Regions from separate parts of the Homo sapiens genome. Here region 1 is linked to region 2. A link is an interaction called in ENCODE POLR2A ChIA-PET data of the cell type or tissue named here. Cell type or tissue: OCI-LY7. All regions are shown on one strand. Region 1 overlaps RPN1 (ribophorin I). Region 2 has its middle 7.6 kb from the start of MIR12124.

Evidence for each region. Peaks named below come from ENCODE experiments on the same cell type or tissue, not always from the same donor. Only the 100,000 strongest peaks of a DNase experiment are listed, where the experiment ranks them.
Region 1: POLR2A ChIA-PET joins it to region 2 with 7 read pairs; 4 of 35 experiments call an interaction of 5 or more read pairs at or near these places.

What each region holds. Positions count from the first base shown.
Region 1 is chr3:128,640,985-128,644,984 of GRCh38, forward strand. RPN1 (ribophorin I) reads right to left here. Exons shown (of 10, transcript NM_002950.4): 2 at 3,935-3,999. Among named protein-coding and RNA genes, the nearest start is that of RPN1, 7.8 kb to the right of the region's middle. RefSeq lists an enhancer at 3,944-4,000. In OCI-LY7, no CTCF peak of the experiment used is centred here; no DNase peak of the experiment used is centred here.
Region 2 is chr3:128,852,451-128,856,450 of GRCh38, forward strand. It overlaps the pseudogene MARK2P6. Among named protein-coding and RNA genes, the nearest start is that of MIR12124, 7.6 kb to the left of the region's middle. In OCI-LY7, no CTCF peak of the experiment used is centred here; a DNase peak (open chromatin) is centred at 2,181.

The DNA of each region.
Region 1 (4,000 bases), 210 kb before region 2:
ATTAGGAACATCAAGTCTTACCAAAATGTGGAAGCACCAGCTAATGAAGGTTTTTCAATCAATAAAAGGCTAGACAACACAGAACTGTCTAAACTGATGTACATGGAGCAGGTCTTTTTTTTTTTTCCTAAAGCTCTTCTCTAGCTGGATCTAATGGGAGAACATTGTGTGAATGACTTGGTTTTTTACTCATGTACTCAAACTGATTTACTGAGAACCCCATATAGGTCAGTTTCTGTGGCAGGAAGAGGTGATAAAGACAAATTCATATAATGTATGCACATATAACTAGAAATGAATAAAATGGTAAGCTATGAAAAAAAATTTTTTAATGTTCCCAACTGTGGGCTTTAAGGATAAAGCCCACGCCTTTAATAATGGTTCAGAGCAGTCCTTAAACTGAACTCAACCCACCCTACACAGCTTCACCTTCCTCTGAGCAAGAGCCACTCTGAAAGCCCAGTTAACTAAACACACCATGAAATGTCAACCCTCCGTATCTTTACAGATATCTCTGCCTGAAATGTTCCTTCCATTCCATTAGCCTTCTTTGTGATTAATTCAAAATTTATTAAGTGCTTACTAAGGCTCCAAGTACATTATATATATATTGATTTAGTGAATCTTTTTTTTTTTTTTTTTTTTTGACACGGAGTTTTGCTTTTGTTGCCCAGGCTGGCAATGGCATAATCTCGGCTCACCGGAACCTCTGCCTCCCGGTTCAAGTGGTTCTCCTGCCTCAGCCTCCCGAGTAGCTGGGGTTACAGGCATGCACCACCACTCCTGGCTAACTTTTTTGCATTTTTAGTAGAGATGGGGTTTCTCCATGTTGGTCAGGCTGGTCTCGAACTCCCAACCTCAGGTGATCTGCCTGCCTCGGCCTCCCAAAGTGCTGGGATTACAGGCGTGAGCCACCACGCCTGGCCAATTTAGTGACTCTTAGCCATGATCATATCAGGTAAACACTATTATTTTACTGATGAGGAAACTGAGGAAAATGCTAGTAAACATAACAGAGCTAGGATTTGATCCCAGGCAGTAAAGATGCAAAAAGCACAGTCCTAATAACTAAGTTACCTTGCCTATCCAAGACGCTACAAGCCAGCAGCTAGAGCCAATAAACACAGACAGGGTACTCAGACAGCCTCAGAGAGGGAGAGGAGTCTCTTAAAGCAAGAGAAAGCAATTTTAATAGCGACTTATTTAAAGCTAACTCTCAGATCTTACAGCCTCGGGGCTGGTGAGATGCCTACTTCATACACTCAGTGGAAAATCAAGATAATCACCAAGAAAAATTGAGATAATCACCACGCATTAAAATGTGGCTCCTGAGAGGATGTTGCTGTACATGAACTCAAAGTAATTCAAGGATTAAACTTAACAACCAAAGAAAGACAACTATGAAGATAACACAGAAAACAAAAAAGGTGGCCAGGTAGTGGCTGATACCTGTAATCCTAGCACTCTGGGAGGCCAAGGCAGGTGGATCACCTGAGGTCAGGAATTCAAAACCAGCCTGGCCAACATAGTGAAACCCTCTCTCTACTAAAAATACAAAAAAATTAGCTGGGCGTGGTGGTGAACACCTGTAATCCCAGCTACTCGGGAGGCTGAGACAGTAGAATCACTTGAGCCTGGGAGGCAGAGGTTGCAGTGAGCCAAGATCGCACCACTGCATTCCAGCCTGGGTGACAGACCGAGACTCCAACTCACAAAAAAGAAAAGAATAGATATACTCACATACAAGAAAAAAAGGGGTCAGGCGCAGTGGCTCACAACTGTAACCCAACACTTTGGGAGGCCGAGGCGGGTGCATCACCTGAGGAGTTCGAGACCAGCCTGGCTAACATGGTGAAACCCCATTTCTACTAAAATTACAAAAAATTAACTGGGCGTGGTAGCACGCGCCTTAATCCCAACTACTTGGGAGGCTGAGGCAGGAGAATCGCTTGAACCCCAGAGGCGGAGGTTGCAGTGAGCCGAGATCACGTGCCATTGCACTTCAGCTTGGGCAACAAGAGGGAAATTCCGTCTCAAAAAAAAAAGAAAAAAGAAAAAAGGGCCAAGAGCAGTGGCTCACACCTGTAATCCCAGCACTTTGGGAGGCCAAGACGGGCAGATCACCTGAGGTCAGGAGTTGGAGAACAGTCTGGCCAATATGGAGAAATCCCATCTCTACTAAAAATACAAAAAGTAGCCAGGTGTGGTAGCGGACGCCTATAATCCCAGTTACTCAGGAGCCTGAGGCAGGAGAATCGCTTGAACCTAGGAGGCTGAGGTTGCAGTGAGCCGAGATCACGCCACTGCACTCCAGTCTGGGCAACAAGACCAAGACTCCATCTCCAAAAAAAAAAAAAAACAAAGATAGGTAGGATCACACAGTAATTGAAACTATGGGGCCAGGAGTGGTGGCTCACACCTGTAATCCCCGCACTTTGGAAGGCTGAGGCAGGCAGATCACCTGAAGTCAGAAGTTCGAGACCAGCCTGGCCAACATGGGGAAACCCGTCTCTACTAAAAACACAAAACTTGTGGGGCACGGTGGCTCACATTTGTAATCCCAGCATTTTGGGAGGCCGAGGCGGCAGATCACCTGAGGTCAGGAGTTCAAGACCAGCCTGACCAATATGGTGAAACCCCATCTCTATTAAAAATACAAAAATTAGCCAGGTGTGCTGGTGCATGCCTGTAATCACAGCTACTCGGGAGGCTGCACAGGACAATCACTTGAACCCGGGAGGAGGAGGTTGCAGTGAGCCAAGATTGCGCCATTGCACTCCAGCCCAGGCAAAGAGAGCGAAACTCTCTCAAAAAAAAAAAATACAAAAATTAGCCGGGCATGGTGGCACACGCCTGTAATCCCAGATACTCGGGAGCCTGAGGCAAGAGAATCACTTGAACCATCGCACCACTGCACTCCAGCCTGGGCAACAGACACTGTCTCCAAAAAATAATAATAATAATAACTAATAAGTTCCAGGCTCCACGCTAGGTGCTGAGGTCTGAGCAAACAACTATGCAAGTTTAACCCCACCCAGCCTTCACAGTAGGCCTTCAAAGAAGTTACCACTTTGAATGCCCTGAAGGCTTAGGGGTGAGATATCCAGGGGGAAGGTTGTCTGCCCCATGGAAGCAGAATGGTAGCCAATCATAGATAGGAGAATACTTGCTGAGGCAAACAGCTTGGAGTTCTCACATAAAGCTCTGTGGAACCAGGAGGGAGAACTGATCTGATATAGAAAGTAACTACTTTCTTCCTATAAAACAAACTGCCACTGCTTAGGGGAATCCAATTTCAGCATTAGTAATGAGAAGTCATAAATGAGTCCAGAATATATTACAGCATGTTGCTTATTATCACATACATTAATTAAAACATCCTCGGTGGGGCGTAATGGACTCACGCCTATAATCCTAGGACTCTGGGAGGCAAAGAACTGCTTGAGGACAGGAGTTCAAGACCAGCCTGGGTGACATGGCAAAACCCGGTGTCTACTAAAAATACATACATATACACACACACATATTAGCCAAGTGTGGTGGTACATACCTCTAGTCCCACCTATTTGGGAGGCTGAGGGAGAAGGACGGTTTGAGCCCTGGAGGTGGAGGTTGCAGTGAGTCAACATGGCACCACAGTAATGGAGCCTGGGCAACAGACCCTGTCTCAAGAAAAAAAAAAAAATCCTCTAGGACAGATGCAGTGGTTCACACCTGTAATCCCAGCACTTTGAGAGGCCAAGGTAGAAGGATGGCTTGAGCTCAGGAGTTCAAGACCAGCCTGGGCAACATAGCTAGACCTCCTCTCTACAAAAAAAAAACCCTGTAATAAAGCAGGCACTTCCTAAGCAACTCTCCTAGTTTATGATCCCATATGATCCCAACCCTGACATAACCTTTAACAAGAGACAAGGTATATTGTTTGTCAGCTTACCTTTTACCCTTAATTTTGGTTTCACGTACTTCCAAATTGTTCTCTTCCTCATCTTCTCCCTTTACC
Region 2 (4,000 bases):
TGTGGTAGACGGGAGAGCCAAGACCCACACGACCACTGCAGGGCTGTGATACTCGTGGCCCAGGAAGAGTTCTGGGGCAGCTTAAGGGGAGTCCCACCAAAGGCGCTCAGCTTCTGGCCTTGGGAATATGTGGTGCTGAAGCCAAAGTCAGCTCTTTTCATGTTGTGCTCTTCATGCAGGAGTCCTGCCACCCAGGTCCTGGCGGCTGACTTTGGTGGCAGTACTACAGGGCAGATAGTATTTGCAGAAACATGGCTTGAGCCTCCTCCTTCTCCATGTGGCCAGGCTGGAGTGTTTGGTGGAAAAGGTCTTCACTATGAGTATCACCATAGCTCAGTATGGGATGTCTGAGGTTTCAATGACATGATATGGCTTTATTATGATGGGACACTCAGGGCCTTCATGACGTCTACCTTTCTGTGTAGACTCAGAAGGCTGGGGGAGCCCCTAGTTATAGATTTTATTTTTACAGCCACCTGAGTCCCAGTGAGTTCGTGCTGGGTCAACTTCACCTCACCCAGGCTTCCCTGGGCCAATGGTCTTGAGGACTGTGGCATTTTTTTTTTTTTTTTTTGAGACGGAGTCTCGCTGTCGCCCAGGCTGGAGTGCAGTGGCTCGATCTCGGCTCACTGTAGGCTCTGCCCCCGGGGGTTCACGCCATTCTCCTGCCTCAGCCTCCCGCGCAGCTGGGACTACAGGCGCCTGCCACCTCGTCCAGCTAATTTTTTGTATTTTTAGTAGAGACGGGGTTTCACCATGTTAGCCAGGATGGTCTCGATCTCCTGACCTCGTGATCCGCCCGCCTCGGCCTCCCAAAGTGCTGGGATTACAGGCATGAGCCACCGCGCCCGGCCGAACTGTGGCATTTTTAAGGGCCTCCTCAATGGTGGAAGCCAGACCTGGAGAAGGTGCCTTCTCACAGGGCCGGCACTTCCAGAGGGGAGTGGCACCGGGGCGGGGGCACAGACTCTGAGGGGCCCTTGGGGAGCTCAAGCAAGGCCCACAAGATCCCCCTCTCAGGTTGCAAATTGGCATTAAGTTGGGGAGATTCAGTATTCATACCTGGGAGACACTTGCCTTCAAAGTGAAAGGAAATCCTGGGGAGGTTTTGGTGCTCCGGAAGGCAGGCAGACAGTGGGGCTGCAGCCAGGCCCTCTCCTCTGCATGAGGCTTTATGGGGCCTCAGCGTCTCCCACAATGATGGGGTCCCCCTGAGCTCCTCTTTTCAGTGTTCCCACATGAGCCTGAGTGTGGGGGACTTTCTGAGCCATTGCCCTCTGACTTCCCCTCTGTGGGCTGGGGAGGAGCTGTGAGGAGCTTCAAGGTGTGGGGTCGGGGCCCTTGGGCAGCCATCTTGGGGCACCCGAGCCCCAGCCCTCGGGAGCCCAGGTGCAGGCTCTGCCTCCACCTCTGAACGGCTGAATGGCGTGTTCAGCTGCTGTGGGTGGCAAGCAGGGAGGGCCGTGACAAGGTCTCCATTCCAGGCTGATGTTCCAGATCTGCAGGGGTGAGTATCAGGGAGGCCCGGGGTAATCACCCTGCCCAGTGGTGGCCTCTGCCATGGGCACACAGACTCCAGGCCAGGGAAGAGACACAGCAGCAACCTTGGAGGAGGGGCCTCTGCCCACCTGTGTGACAGCCACCAGGGGCTCCTGGCTTCACAGCCTTGCTGGGGAGAGATGGGAAACTGAGGCCTGGGGACCCTCAGCTGCCTGAGGTGCAGCTAGACTCAGATCCACCTGAGGCTGCCCAGTCCACCTCTTCCTTACTTCCTCCTTCCAAGAATATGGGCACAGTGGTGAGAACTTGGAGATAAGAGATCGGGACCAGTCCCAGCTGGAACCACTGCCCCACTGCTCAGCCTCTGGCAGCCACTCCTCTCTGGCCTGAGTGTCCTCTTAGTTCAATGGGCATCTCTAGGTCCCTGTGGTACCTTCCTTGTCACAGGCACATGAGGGGTCAACAGGATCATCACCCAGCACTGTTCACAGACACAGACTGAGGCTGGATCCTCGGAATCAGAGCTGGAGGGGGCCCTTTTGTGCAGATGGGGAAACTGAGCCTTGGACTGACTGTTGCGGGAATCAGGAGACTGGAGAGACCAATGGGTGAAACAGGAGGATTTTATTTAGGTGGCCACCGGCCTAGTGGGTTAATATTCAGAGGCTGATAAATGAACAAAGGCCAGGCTTAACTTTTATTCAGGCAACTGAAGGGGAGTGGCTAGCCAGTGGCACAAAACTTGCAGGGTGGGGAAAGCAAGCTTACAGAAGCAGAACAAAGGCAGTTAACTGTGACAGGTTTTGCAATTCAGGCATGTCTTGTGACCTTTGCCATCCTGCACAGATGGGAAAACAGGAACTTATAAAATCCTTGCAAACTTGCAGAAATAGTTACAAAAATAGTTACAAGCGCAGAACAAAGAATAATGGCATTGGGAGAGAATTCCAGGGGGAGACGGATAAGAACTTGTTTTTCTCATCCCTATTCTTGGAATCCATTTCTTTGGGGCCCCTGCCTGGCCTTGCAGATAATGTTATCATAGCTCCAACTGGACTTGTTTTCCCTTTACTTGTTTTTCTTATATTTCCTGCTTAATTCTCCCCTTTGATGCTGTTTATAAATAAAGTTTAATAGAAAGCATTATCATCAGAATTTAATTCTCCATGAGGAGTTAGTCCTTTATTTGGCAAAGGTTGATATTTGATTAATGCCATTAGTTGGGTGGTGGTTTACCTGGTTACAAGAACCTCTATGGCTGATTGGATGTTTTTAACAAGGAGAGGTAGGAGACAAGGGAGTGTGAGACAGACTCCCAGTATGACCAGAACTATTCCTACTAAGGTCTTAAATCTTCCAAGGGACGAAAACCAGCCCCCAAAGAGGGTATCTGGAGACCATCCTTTCCAAATTTGGACTGGGACATGGGCTAATTTTTGAATTTTTGCAGTTATATCTTCAATGACCTTCCTATTGTCATCAATTTCTAGGCAACAATTAGTTTAAAGTTTCCGCATACCCCTCCTTCTAACATGGATAGAGGGAGTAGCAAGAACAAAGTAAGGAATAGTATGTTCATACCCAGCATGGACAACAGAGGTCCTTATCCAGGGGAGGAGGTTGAGCACAGTGACAGGTTAATAGTAAAACAATTAAGATTACAAGGAAAATTACTGGGCTTAAGATTTCTAACTACATTTACTTCCTAGATGAAACTTCGGCTGTGCATAGACTAGTCAGCTTCTGGGGTGACTAACAGGACTGCTGTCTCCTCAAGCTTCAGCTGTGCATAGACTGGTCGGCTTCTGGAGTCACCAGAGCAGGGCTGTTGTCACTTTCACTGGCACCTCGGTCCTGTCATAGGATCAGCTGGTTTGGATGGTCTGAGTCTTGCTGGCTGGTCCACTTGTCCTGGGCTGCCAGTTTCAGCCAACTGTGGTGGATCTAAGGCACGATTCCTGCAACTTTAACAGCAGTGGTAGTGGACAAGATTACAGTATGGGGCCCATCCCATATGGGTCCTAAAGTGGTTGGATTCTATTTCTTGACCTAAACAGAATCCCTGGGTCTAAAGGGGTGTGTTTGGTCTGTTAGTCCTATGGGCATTCTTTCCAGTACCCAGCCATGGATCTCTTGCATGGCTCTCCCTAAGGCCTGCATCTGCCTTCTCAAGGTTAGCTCCCTTAACTCACGGAATTACCTTAATTTTGACCTTTAATTTGACCTATGGTTGGGGGTGGCTGGCCGAACAAGATTTCAGAGGGTGAATACCTAGTTTGTTTGGTGGGGGTACACCTGACTTGGAGGAGGACCATGGGCAGGACCTGATCCTATCTTAGATGAGTTTTTTGGCAATATTTCTTTAGTAGCTGCTTGAGTGTCCGATTCATGTGCTCCACTTTTCCTGAGCTTTGTGGCTGGTTGACTGTGTGTAATTTCCATTTCTGGAATCCCTGGGGGCCTGGTTTGCAACATGTCATGCACTGGTCTATATTCATTA